Linked DNA regions of Homo sapiens: region 1 is linked to region 2. Evidence: read pairs that join two places in POLR2A ChIA-PET (ENCODE). Cell type or tissue: A673. All regions are shown on one strand. Links, peaks and the distances in the headings refer to the core of each region. The heading gives the core; the rest is flanking DNA.

Region 1 (5,383 bases), core at 329-5,328, 160 kb before region 2:
TGCTATGTTGCTGGTCTTGAACTCTTAGTCTGAAGTGATCCTCGCCCCTCAGTCTCTCTAAGAGCTAGAATTACAGGAATGAGCCACCATGCCCGGCCACGTTGATAACTTTTGAATTCTGCATCCTGTGTCTATGATATTGTATGTATATTTATAAGCAAACAGCTCTGAGAAAGCTCATGTGAAAGATCTGGCTCAGGTCATATGCTCATGGAGTAGCCAGAATAAGACAATGCACCTCACCCTCTAGCCAATGAAGAAAATGGCTCCACAAGGCAACATGAGGATGCTGCCAGAGAAGGAGGAATGAATGCTGGGTGAGCAAAAACAGTGTCCATCTCAACACCAGAGAGCCTCATTTTGATATGCCAGGTCCAAACACAGGGTAGAGAAAAAGTTCCAGAGAAACACTCAGTTTATCTTATTTTGCTATTGGCACACCGTTGAAAGTTGGCGAATGCATCAGAGAAATATCCCAAGCACAGCCATGGATATTTAGGGAGTAGTAGAAAGCACTGAACTGGGAACTGGGAAATCTGGGGTTCTATATTATCTGGCTCTATGCCCTCCAGAAAAGCCTACATCCTTCTGAGTCCTTCCTTTCCAAAAAGGAAGAGAAGATGATCACCTCTCAGGTCCCTTCCAACATTGACATTCCTGAATGCCATGGCACTTGGACCTCAGCTTGTCAGAGCCTAGCAGTTTGAGTACCATTAGGGTGAATACCTAATATATAAAGAAGAGAGGATAAATGTTTCAGGCCTTGAAAGAAATTAAGCAATGCCCAATATCACTATGCCGACGTTACCTGTTTCTCTGGCATTATGAGCAATAATGAGATATCAAAGAAGAAGGCATTCTAAAAAGCCTGAAGCCCATTTGTTCTCTAGGGGAGCAATGACCCTCTGGTGTGACTTTCTTCAGTTTCTTTGGTAAAATGAAACAGTAGTCCCATAGTATCATTTCTCTATGTCACTATCATTTAAGGAGAATAGTGGCCTCTAAATTTACCCCAAGACCCTAGATTCCTAAGCAGAATCAAAGTAAAGGCAATCTTTCAGAAGCCCACGTTTGAAGAACAAACTGAGAGTTATTACTCACTCAACAATTAACATCTTGTGCCTTAGAAGTAATAAAACCAGTCATTGGAAAATAACAGCATCACATAGAGAGGGAAAACATGAGGGTCTAGCAGAAATTTATGTGCAAAGGTGGGAAAGACCAGAGTGAACAACGGCCATTTACGTTCTGAACATTTACTCAGTCTTTCAATTGGTGTGACTGACAAGCTGAAGTGCAATGGCAAATAGAGACAGCAGAGAGTGCACAATCACTAATGTGGGACTGTTAGCCAAGGAGTGGAGAGGTATGTGTGGGAAAGAAACCACTCTATTTCAGCAGTGGAAGTGAGAGAAGACCACATCCACTCTCTTGAACCAAATCAAATAGCTCATGAATGACACTTTGGCTTTATTTCAAAATAATTTTTATGCAAGTATTGAGTTCACAAGACTGTCACCTGGACAAGAGGCAATGAAGATGTCATTTCTTCCAAACCACAACTCTAATAGCAAAAGATCAAATGAAATACACTTAGGGTTCCTAACAAGGAAGAGAATCATAAGTGGTTCATACATGGGAAGACCTGCTTCTGACCAAAGTCCAAAATTATTAAGCTGGTATTCAATTTATCAGAGAAAAACAAAGAATCTTGGTAGAAAAATTACCTAATCTCATTTGTAATTCTCATTCTAAAAATGTATGGTGTTGCTTGTTTGCTGTACTCACAAAGCAGACAGGTCTTGAAAGTAGTGCAAATAACTGAATTTGACTTGCTTTCAAAGTAAAACCTTTGCAAGTGCAAGATAATCAAACGGTTTTCATTTTATTTTTAGTTGCACATGTTTAGCACTTTGCTTCCCATGACTTTGATAGGAAGCCAGTCATTAAGGGGTGAAAGTGCCATACCTTGCAAAGAAATGCATTAGAGAAAAAAAGGTCCTTGCTAATCTTCCTAATCTTATCTCTAGCTGCTGGACTCACACAAACCAAACTCCATCCAGTCTAATCAAGTTTGCGAGCAGGTCTGTGTTTTCCCACTGCGATGGCCCTGCTTCTGCCATCTTTGAATATTCTCCACCCATCTCCATCTATCAAAATCCTTCGTATTCCCAAAGGCCTCTGTCAGAATCTGCTCTTCTCCTTTTTCTTCCTCTGAATTACTTACTGCCTTGTGCCTTATCAACCTGGGAGACATAAGTCCTAGCTCTTTGTATAACTCCACACTTATCTGCAAAAAAAAAAAAAAAAAAAAAAAAAAAGGAGCAGATGAATGATTAAATGACTGGGATGAAGAAAGAGCACTTCTGATGTCACTATATTAAAATAGATTTCAAATATAATTATTATCCAATGTTTAAGGCTAGCTTTCATCAAAATATCTCAGTAGTGTGGAATAATAAAAACTGAAATGCAAGAGAAGAGGATTCTGAATTTTCAGATTTAAAAGACGGAAACCAAGAGTCTTAACACATTGCCCTTTTTTTGAGAATATTCTATTTAACTTTCAGATTTTTCAGACTGCTCATATAAAGATCGAGTTCTTTCAGAGGTCTTATTTGCATCCAAAAATGTAATCAAGGCTATTTCAACCTAGACAAAAAACAACACTGCTTAATTAACTCAACTAATAAAGCCAGACTCTTTCTCACATTAAAGAAAAAAAAATTAAAAGACAGATCCTGAGAATCCCAGAAGGCCACCCTGTGCTACTTATGCCAGGCTATGTGGATGCCATATGCATTCGAATTCTGTCTCAGGACAAAAGGGAGATGGGGCACTCTAGAACCAGTCAGAAGACCTGAGCATCGGCTACAAACACAACTGATTTCTCTCCTACAACAAAGTGGTGGGGTGGGTTGGTGGGGAGGAAGAAAAATCTTCAGCCCCCAGTGGCATTCACATCAAAATCTTTTATAAGGCTTCAATCTTCCGACTTTACCTAAGGAATGAAGTCAGCTTCATGTATTCAGATAAGCAATAATAGTTCTGCTGCTTATAGAATTACAACCAAACTTTTTCCTTTGTTCTAGCAAAAGACTTCCTGTGTGAAAGCAGTCATCCTTTAAAGCTTTCCAGTCCAAAGGTCTCCCCTGGTTTGTATTCCCCTATTCCCGTCCCCCAAAGGAAAAGCTCAATCCACATCACAAGGCATTTCTTGGTTCCAAGCTGTACTGGTTTCTCAAGGACTCCTGGTGAGGAAAGAAAACTGGTCATCTGAACATCCTTTCCTGGGATCTGTCTGAAGTGTAGACAAGCAGCAAAGATGAATATTAATATGCCTTCCATCATCAAAAGCTATTGCATACCCAAAGGATGATAAATATTTTAATCAGTTTTCAGCTTGTCTAGAGGAAGTCAGTTTACTCCTCAGGGACTTCCCTAGTCCTGTGCCCAAAACCTGTCCAGTCCATGCTGCTTTCTCTATATAATTTTGAAAATTTGTAACAAGAAAGTCCAAGCTTTGTTGGAGAAGTCATTTAATTTTGTGACAATTTACTAAGTTTTTCCAGAAGAGGGAAATCTAAAATATGAAGGATGATCACAAATAAGACAAAACACTATGATTCTAACTTTTAGCAACACTGGTACTCTGGGAAACTAATAACCTACTTAAGCCTCTCATTAAAAAAAAAAAAAGATTTTCCATATTTGCATAAGTTGTTTGCCTGTGATTGCTCAATCTTCTCAGCTATAAATGCCAGAGGCATAAAACAAGACTGTCCTCTGTGCCCTCAGTATTATTTTGTTTTTAAAAAGAAGTTAAAGACGTTTTGGGGTATTATTGTGAGAGTTATGTTTGTTTAAGAATAAAACTAACCCAAAAATATTCCTGTGAAGCAGGTAATAAGAGGTAATATTTTAGGAAAATGTATAAAGTTAAAAAGAATTTATTGGCCAGGTGCTGTTATTCACACCTGTAATCCCAGCACTCTGTGAGGCCAAGGTGAGAGGATGACTTAAGGCCAGGAGTTCAAGACCAGCCTGGTCAACACAGCAAGAACCTGTCTCTGCAAAAATAAAAATAAATTAGTCAGGCATGATGGCTTGTAGTTCCAGCAACTCAGGAGGCTGAGGTGGGCAAATCACTTGAGCCCAGGAGTTTGAGGCTACAGTGAGCTATGATCACACCACTGTACTCTAGCCTAGGCAACAGAGTAAGACCGTCCCAAAAAAAGATTTAAGGCCACACTGATCAACATGGGTGGGAGGAAAAGGCAGGACTAGAACACAGACCTCACGTGAACTCTTTCTTTTAACAAACATGTGTCGAGTACCTCCTATGCAGTAGATGCTGTTCTAGAGGCTGGGGAAATAAGAGTGACTAAAACAGACCAAGTCCCTGCTGCCCTCATGGAGATTATTTCAGGTAGAGGCAGACAACAAATGGATATATAGGATAATTGCAGTTGGTGGAAAGTGTTAAGAGTACAGTAGAAAAGAGTAAGGCCCTGCTACAATGAGAGAGTGCTTGGTCAGAGCAACTCTCTCCAAGAAAGTGACATGAGCAGAGATCTGAATGAAATGAGGGAGAGAGTCATGTAAATTACAGAAGGACAGACATTCCAGACAAAGGCAGCGGCACATGCAAAAATCCTGGGCAAGAGTGGGCTGGGCATGTTCTAGACATAGTAAGGCAGACATTAGGGGAGGGAAAGAGGGGGAGCACTGATGGAGGTCGAGGAATGGACAGATCCTGCAGGGCATTAGGCCACTGCAAGGAAGGTGGATTTCTAAACATGATAGTAGGTTTGAAACAGGGGAGTGAAACGACGACCTGACTTGTATCTCAAAGGAACATTCTGACTGGGATGGACATAGGGTAGTAGAAGCAGGAAAGCTGGTTGAGAGGCTATTTTATAAACGATGGTAGTTTTTACCAAGGTGGTAGCACAGGAGGTAGTGAAGGGTAGTCAGGTCATGAGTATATTTTGAAAGTAGAGCTAACTGGATTCACTGATAAATCAAGAGATACATCAAGAAGACTCCAAGGTTTTAGTCTGGGCAACTGGACAGTTCAAATTACTGAACTGTGAAACACTAGGGACTACAGAAATCAAAACTTGGGTTTTGGATTTGGTACCTTTGAGATATTTATTACTGGATGGCTGAATACTGCCCACCCTTCCCAAACAATGTTCAGGTATCCAGGACATGAGACTTCAGTATCAAGAACATATTAATGTATTACAAGCATTGGTATATGCCACCACTCCCATCCTTTAAAAAATGTCACTGCTAACTGCATGAAAAGTTTATGTCATCAAGTAAAATTTGAAACCTCTTAATCCCCCAACATCTGTTAAAGAACATCTGACGCATA
Region 2 (5,351 bases), core at 1-5,000:
TGAGACCAGTTTGGGCAACATATGGGGAGACCCTATCTCTACAAAAAATTTTTTAAAAGCACACCTGTGGTTACAGCTACTCAGGAGGCTGAGGTGGAAAGACTGCTTGAGCCCCGGAGGTTGAGGCTCCAGTGAATCATGATCTTGCCACTGCACTCCAGCCTGGGTGACAGAGTGAGACCCTATCTCAAAAAAAAAATTTTTTTTAAATAGGCAATAACAAGTATTGGCAAAGATGTAGAGAAACTGGAACTCTAATACACTGCCAGTGGGAATGTGACATGGTGTTATATAGACAATAACAAGTGTTGGCAAGGGTGTAGAGAAAATGGAACTCTAATACATTTCTAGTGGGAATGTCACTCTGGAAAACAGTTTGGCAGTTCCTCAAAAACTGCCAAACATAGACTTACCATATGACCCAGCAATTCCACTTCCAGGTATATGCTCAAGAGAAATGAAAACATATGGCCACACAAAAACCTCCTTACAAATGTTTATAGAAGCGTTTTTCATAATAGCCAAAAAGTGGAAACAACCCAATGTCCATCAACTAATGAATGAGATAACGTGGGATGTGTCCATATAATGGAATATTATTCAGCCATAAAAATAAATAAAGTATTGCCTGTAATCCGTGCACTTTGGGAGGCCGAGGAGGGAGGACTGCCTGACACCAGGAGTTCAAGAACAGCCTAGGCAACATAGCCAGACCTCATCTCTATAAAAAGTTAAAAGAAATTCATGTCTGTAATCCCAACACTTTGGGAAGCTGAGGTGGGCAGATCACCTGAGGTGGGGAGTTCGAGACCAGCCTGACCAACATGGAGAAACCCCGTCTCTACTAAAAATACAAAATTAGCTGGGCGTGGTGGCGCATGCTTGTAATCCCAGCTACCCGGAAGGCTGAGGCAGAATCGCTTGAACCCAGGAGGCGGAGGTTGCTGTGAGCTGAGATCACGCCATTGCACTCCAGCCTGGGCAACAAGAGCAAAACTCCATCTCAAAAAAAAAAAAAAAAAGCTACGATTGTGCAACTGCATTCTAACCTGGGTGACAGAGCGAAACCTTGTCTCAAAAAAGAAAAAAAAGAAAGAAAGAACTTATACATTCTACAACATAGATGAACCTTGAAAACATCATGCTAAGTGGAAGAAGCCAGTCACAAAGACCACACACGGTATGATTCCATTTATATGATGTAAGTTATATCTCAATAACGCTATTTTTAAAAGACTAGTCATCTTTAATTGGGTAGGCTGGGGGGAGGAGTAGAGTGAAGGGTACATACTCTCTCGTCATAAAGTTAATCTAAGGGAGCCAATAAACATGTTTCCCAAGAGGGCACTATACAGGCAAAATAAGTGATGGCTCATATTACTGCTGGGTGACAAGGAGCATCCTTCTTACATCCACATATGCACAGTCTTGCATTGCAGAATGGTATTTCAGACAACAACGGACCGCATATACAACAGTACTTCCATAAGATTACAATAATGTATTTTGACTGCACCTTTTATATGTTTAGATACACAAATACTTACCATTGTGCTACAATTGCCTACAGTATTCAGTACAGTAATGTATAGCAAGTTACTTGTATAGCAAGTTACTGTACGAAACAGCAACTGTACTGATGCAGTAGAGAATAGGCTATACCATATCTAGGTTTGTGTAAGTGCACTCTATGACGTTCACATGATGAAACTGCCTAACAATGCATTTCTCAGAATGTATCCTTGTCATTAAGCAATGCATGATTGTATATGTGTGTATGTATATAGAGATATATACACACTTATTCATGAATCTCCTTCCCACAGATAAATATATAAAATGTGTCCACCATGCAAAATTAAAAACATACTCTCAGGACATCAATCAACCCTTCCATAAGTATTATGATAGGCCCTCTGTTAGCAGAAACTGCACTGTGCTCTGCAGAAACAGGCGCACACAGGGTTCCTGCCTTCCAAGGACTCACCATCAAAGAGACACCAAGTATACCAACGCAATGGCCAAGTACAAAGTGACCAGAAGCTGAAGTGATAAATGGGCACAATGGAAGGGAAGGATTTGCAGAGGCAGAAACTTTAGAGCTAAATCTTAAAAAGGAGTTCCCCCACATAAATCTGGGGGAGGGGAATGAGTATGGAAGACAGCATCCCTGACAAACTACACAGCAAATAGATGGAGCTGGTAGCGGGGAGATGGAAAGTGTCAGAACTGGGAGGAGACGCTGGTTACGTCAGATAGTGCTCTGGAAACCTGTGGCACTTGGCCTTTTATCCTACAGCCAAAAGGGATACATTTAAGACCTACATTGAATCAAAGTCAAACCAGAGTTAAATAATAAGAAAAACCACTTGTCAGCAATGTGAAACAGAAATTGGCAAAAAGAGAGGATGTTGGGGAGAAGGGAAAAATAGAGGCAAGAACATTAGTTCTGAGACTATTGCAACTGTGCTGGAAGGAGGTATTTTGAGACACCCTAAACTTAAGCAGAGGCAGTGGAAATGAGAAGGAGGGGTCAGATTTCAGATCTGCTGACAGATTGAAAGACTTGGTGAGTGACAGAAGATAGGTGACAGAAAGGAAGGATGACCCCGAGATTTCCAGAGAGAACTCGATATTGACTTGGGTGAGGGCAGAAACTACAGATTGATGGTGGAGCTTTTTTTTTTTTTTTAATTATACTTTAAGTCCTAGGGTACATGTGCACAACGTGCAGGTTTGAGCATTTCAAAGACACTAAGATAGGAGTTTGACCTGGTTTAGCCCAAAATAGGAGAGTACAGAAGAACACAGATGACGTACCTCGGTACGATACAGGGTTCTCAGTACAATGCAGAGGACAGATTCAGGAGCCAGATGTTCAGCCTATATTCAAACCCTCAACTCTACCAGCTGCTAGCTGGAGCAGTTTGAACACATTACTTAACCTCTCCATCCATAAAATGGACATAATAATAATAAGACCTATTCATATGGTTAACATGTATTAAAAAATTATTAGTGCCATAAGAGCTTGCTATTTGTATTATGGCATCTACACAGTGATATATTATCTCCATTTTATAGAGTAAGAAACTAAAGCAGAGGCAGTAAGAAGGAGAAGGAAGGGTCAGATTTTAGAGCTGCTAACAGACAGAAAGACTTGGTGACTGAAGATAGAAGGTGACAGAAAGGAAGGATGACCCCAAGATTTCCAAAGAGGATTCAATATTGACTTAGGTGAAAGTAGAAATATGAACTGATGGTAGAGTATTTCAAAGATACCTTCAGAGAAACCCTGTTCCTTACACAGATAGATTGAGGCAGAAAGCTTATCCAACTAGGCTTCAAAGACAATGCCATTTACACTCTGCTATGCTGCTTCCTGAGCTGCTGCTGGAATTACTCACTCCGTGAAGCACATAAAATTCTCAAGTTGCCACAGTTTCCACATTAAGAGCAGATTTGTTTTTGCTTGGATTTCCAAGAATACCTAAAAAAGGAGGGTGATCAACTCATCATTTTCTGAGATTAGCTGAATCCTGTGTCTCTGGAGTCAGCGAGGATGTAGCCTCCTCCAAGAGGCCCTCCCTGACTCTCCGAGTCCATGTTAGCTGATTTGCATTCACCGCACAGCAAACTGTGCCTTCCCCATATCTACTGAAACTACTTCCTAATCTCTCAGTCCTACTAGACTATCAACCCTATGAGTTCAGAGACTGTCCATCTTATTCACTGCAGTATCTCCTGTGTCTAGCAATAACCTAGAACACTGTCAGTGCTAATTAAATGTATTGGATGGATAATTCAAAGTTCCAATTCTGGTCTTAAATGTATTTGTCTCAAAGGGTTATATTACATGGTAACAGAGGCCATATCCCTTGGCCAGTGTGGAACAAAAGATAAAAATCTCATTTCCAGTCACACATTAATTGAGTATGGCAGAAGCCATTGGCTGCCTACTCAACAGCTATTCATTCTGCTTCCCTGCTAACAGGGGCAGCCATGAGCCCAGTTCCAAGGAATGGATCATGAGCTCTCTAAGCCAAGCGTAGGAATCGCATTCCCTTTTGCCAGACACTTCTTTTCCCAGTCTCCCTTGCAACTAGGAATGACCAACAAATCCAGATCTGGCCAATAGGACATAATAAGGAGTGTGCTAGGGGACTTACAGGAAGGATTTCCCTCCTAATATAAAAACTCTCTTTTATCTTCCCATCCTCTTCTTCCTACCCTGAACACAGTTACATGAGGACATGATACCTGGCACTGTTATAACCCAGTGATCACTAGGTTACAAGTCAAAAGACGAAAAAGCCAACGTGCTGAAGAATGGCAGAGCAGAAAACTGGAAAGTACCTGCATTTGACTGTATCATTAAGCCACTGTTCCATGAGAACTTCCTCCTTCCAGACAGCTTATGATGTGGGAAAAGTCATGTCATTACTGTTTAATCCACTGTTACATGGAAATTCTGTTACTTGCAGCCAACATTTTTCAAACTTATATATTGAGCAAAAAGGCACAAAACTCTTTCATGTGATATTGGCCACCCAACCACAGATGTAGACATTTGGGATCTGCAATCAGGTGAACGCTATACTTTTCTATTCTAGGGGAAGAGAACTATCGTTTTTGAAACATTAAGATTCTGTACATCATCAGAGCATGTCTGTTCCTTTCAAATTTTGTACAGAGAGTTTATAACATTCAGAACAGAAATGACAGTGCTAGGAATCTAAATTACTTCCTTTAAAGAAAAGAGTGAATCTCTTATTCATAAAAAAAACCAAATAATAGACCAGAAATCCAGAATCTGAAGTTGTTCTATCACCTAGCTTCTTGACCACTCCCAAATTATACTAACAAGTGCAAAACTTCATGTCTTAAGAAAAAAGAAAAGGTCTGGCAGAGAATTTCCTTAATGGATTTGACCTGGGTAATACCATTAACCCAAGAAATGCTTTTTTGGTACTTTTCCATTCTACTTACTTTGTAAATACGTTTTGTCATGAGTTGATTCAAATGAGAGTTGAATTTCTACAAATACCCTCAATTTGTAAAATGTGTGTGCTTGTGTGCATAATTTGTAGAATTGTGTACTTTAGTGAAGTTTTGTTGTGTTATTGTTTCTTGTTTTATATCTTCCTTCCAGTCAGTTTTCCATTAATTTAAACCTCTTTTTATTCTGGCTAAAGTAAGTTACATTTTAAGATTTAAAAATTCTAGAGGAAATCCTTATATAATGTTCTTTATAATAACTCAAGAGTGTTGCCATGGTAGACATGAGACAAACTCAAATCTTTTTCTGAGACACCTAGAAATGTCACATATAACCTTTTTTAATGTTATCT

Evidence for each region. Peaks named below come from ENCODE experiments on the same cell type or tissue, not always from the same donor. Only the 100,000 strongest peaks of a DNase experiment are listed, where the experiment ranks them.
Region 1: POLR2A ChIA-PET joins it to region 2 with 7 read pairs; 2 of 35 experiments call an interaction of 5 or more read pairs at or near these places.

Annotation. Positions count from the first base shown.
Region 1 is chr16:53,897,547-53,902,929 of GRCh38, reverse strand. The region is part of intron 7 of FTO (FTO alpha-ketoglutarate dependent dioxygenase); the gene reads right to left. Among named protein-coding and RNA genes, the nearest start is that of FTO-IT1, 140 kb to the left of the region's middle. In A673, for the core only: no CTCF peak of the experiment used is centred there; a DNase peak (open chromatin) is centred at 3,329.
Region 2 is chr16:53,733,697-53,739,047 of GRCh38, reverse strand. The region is part of intron 1 of FTO (FTO alpha-ketoglutarate dependent dioxygenase); the gene reads right to left. Among named protein-coding and RNA genes, the nearest start is that of FTO, 32 kb to the right of the region's middle. In A673, for the core only: no CTCF peak of the experiment used is centred there; no DNase peak of the experiment used is centred there.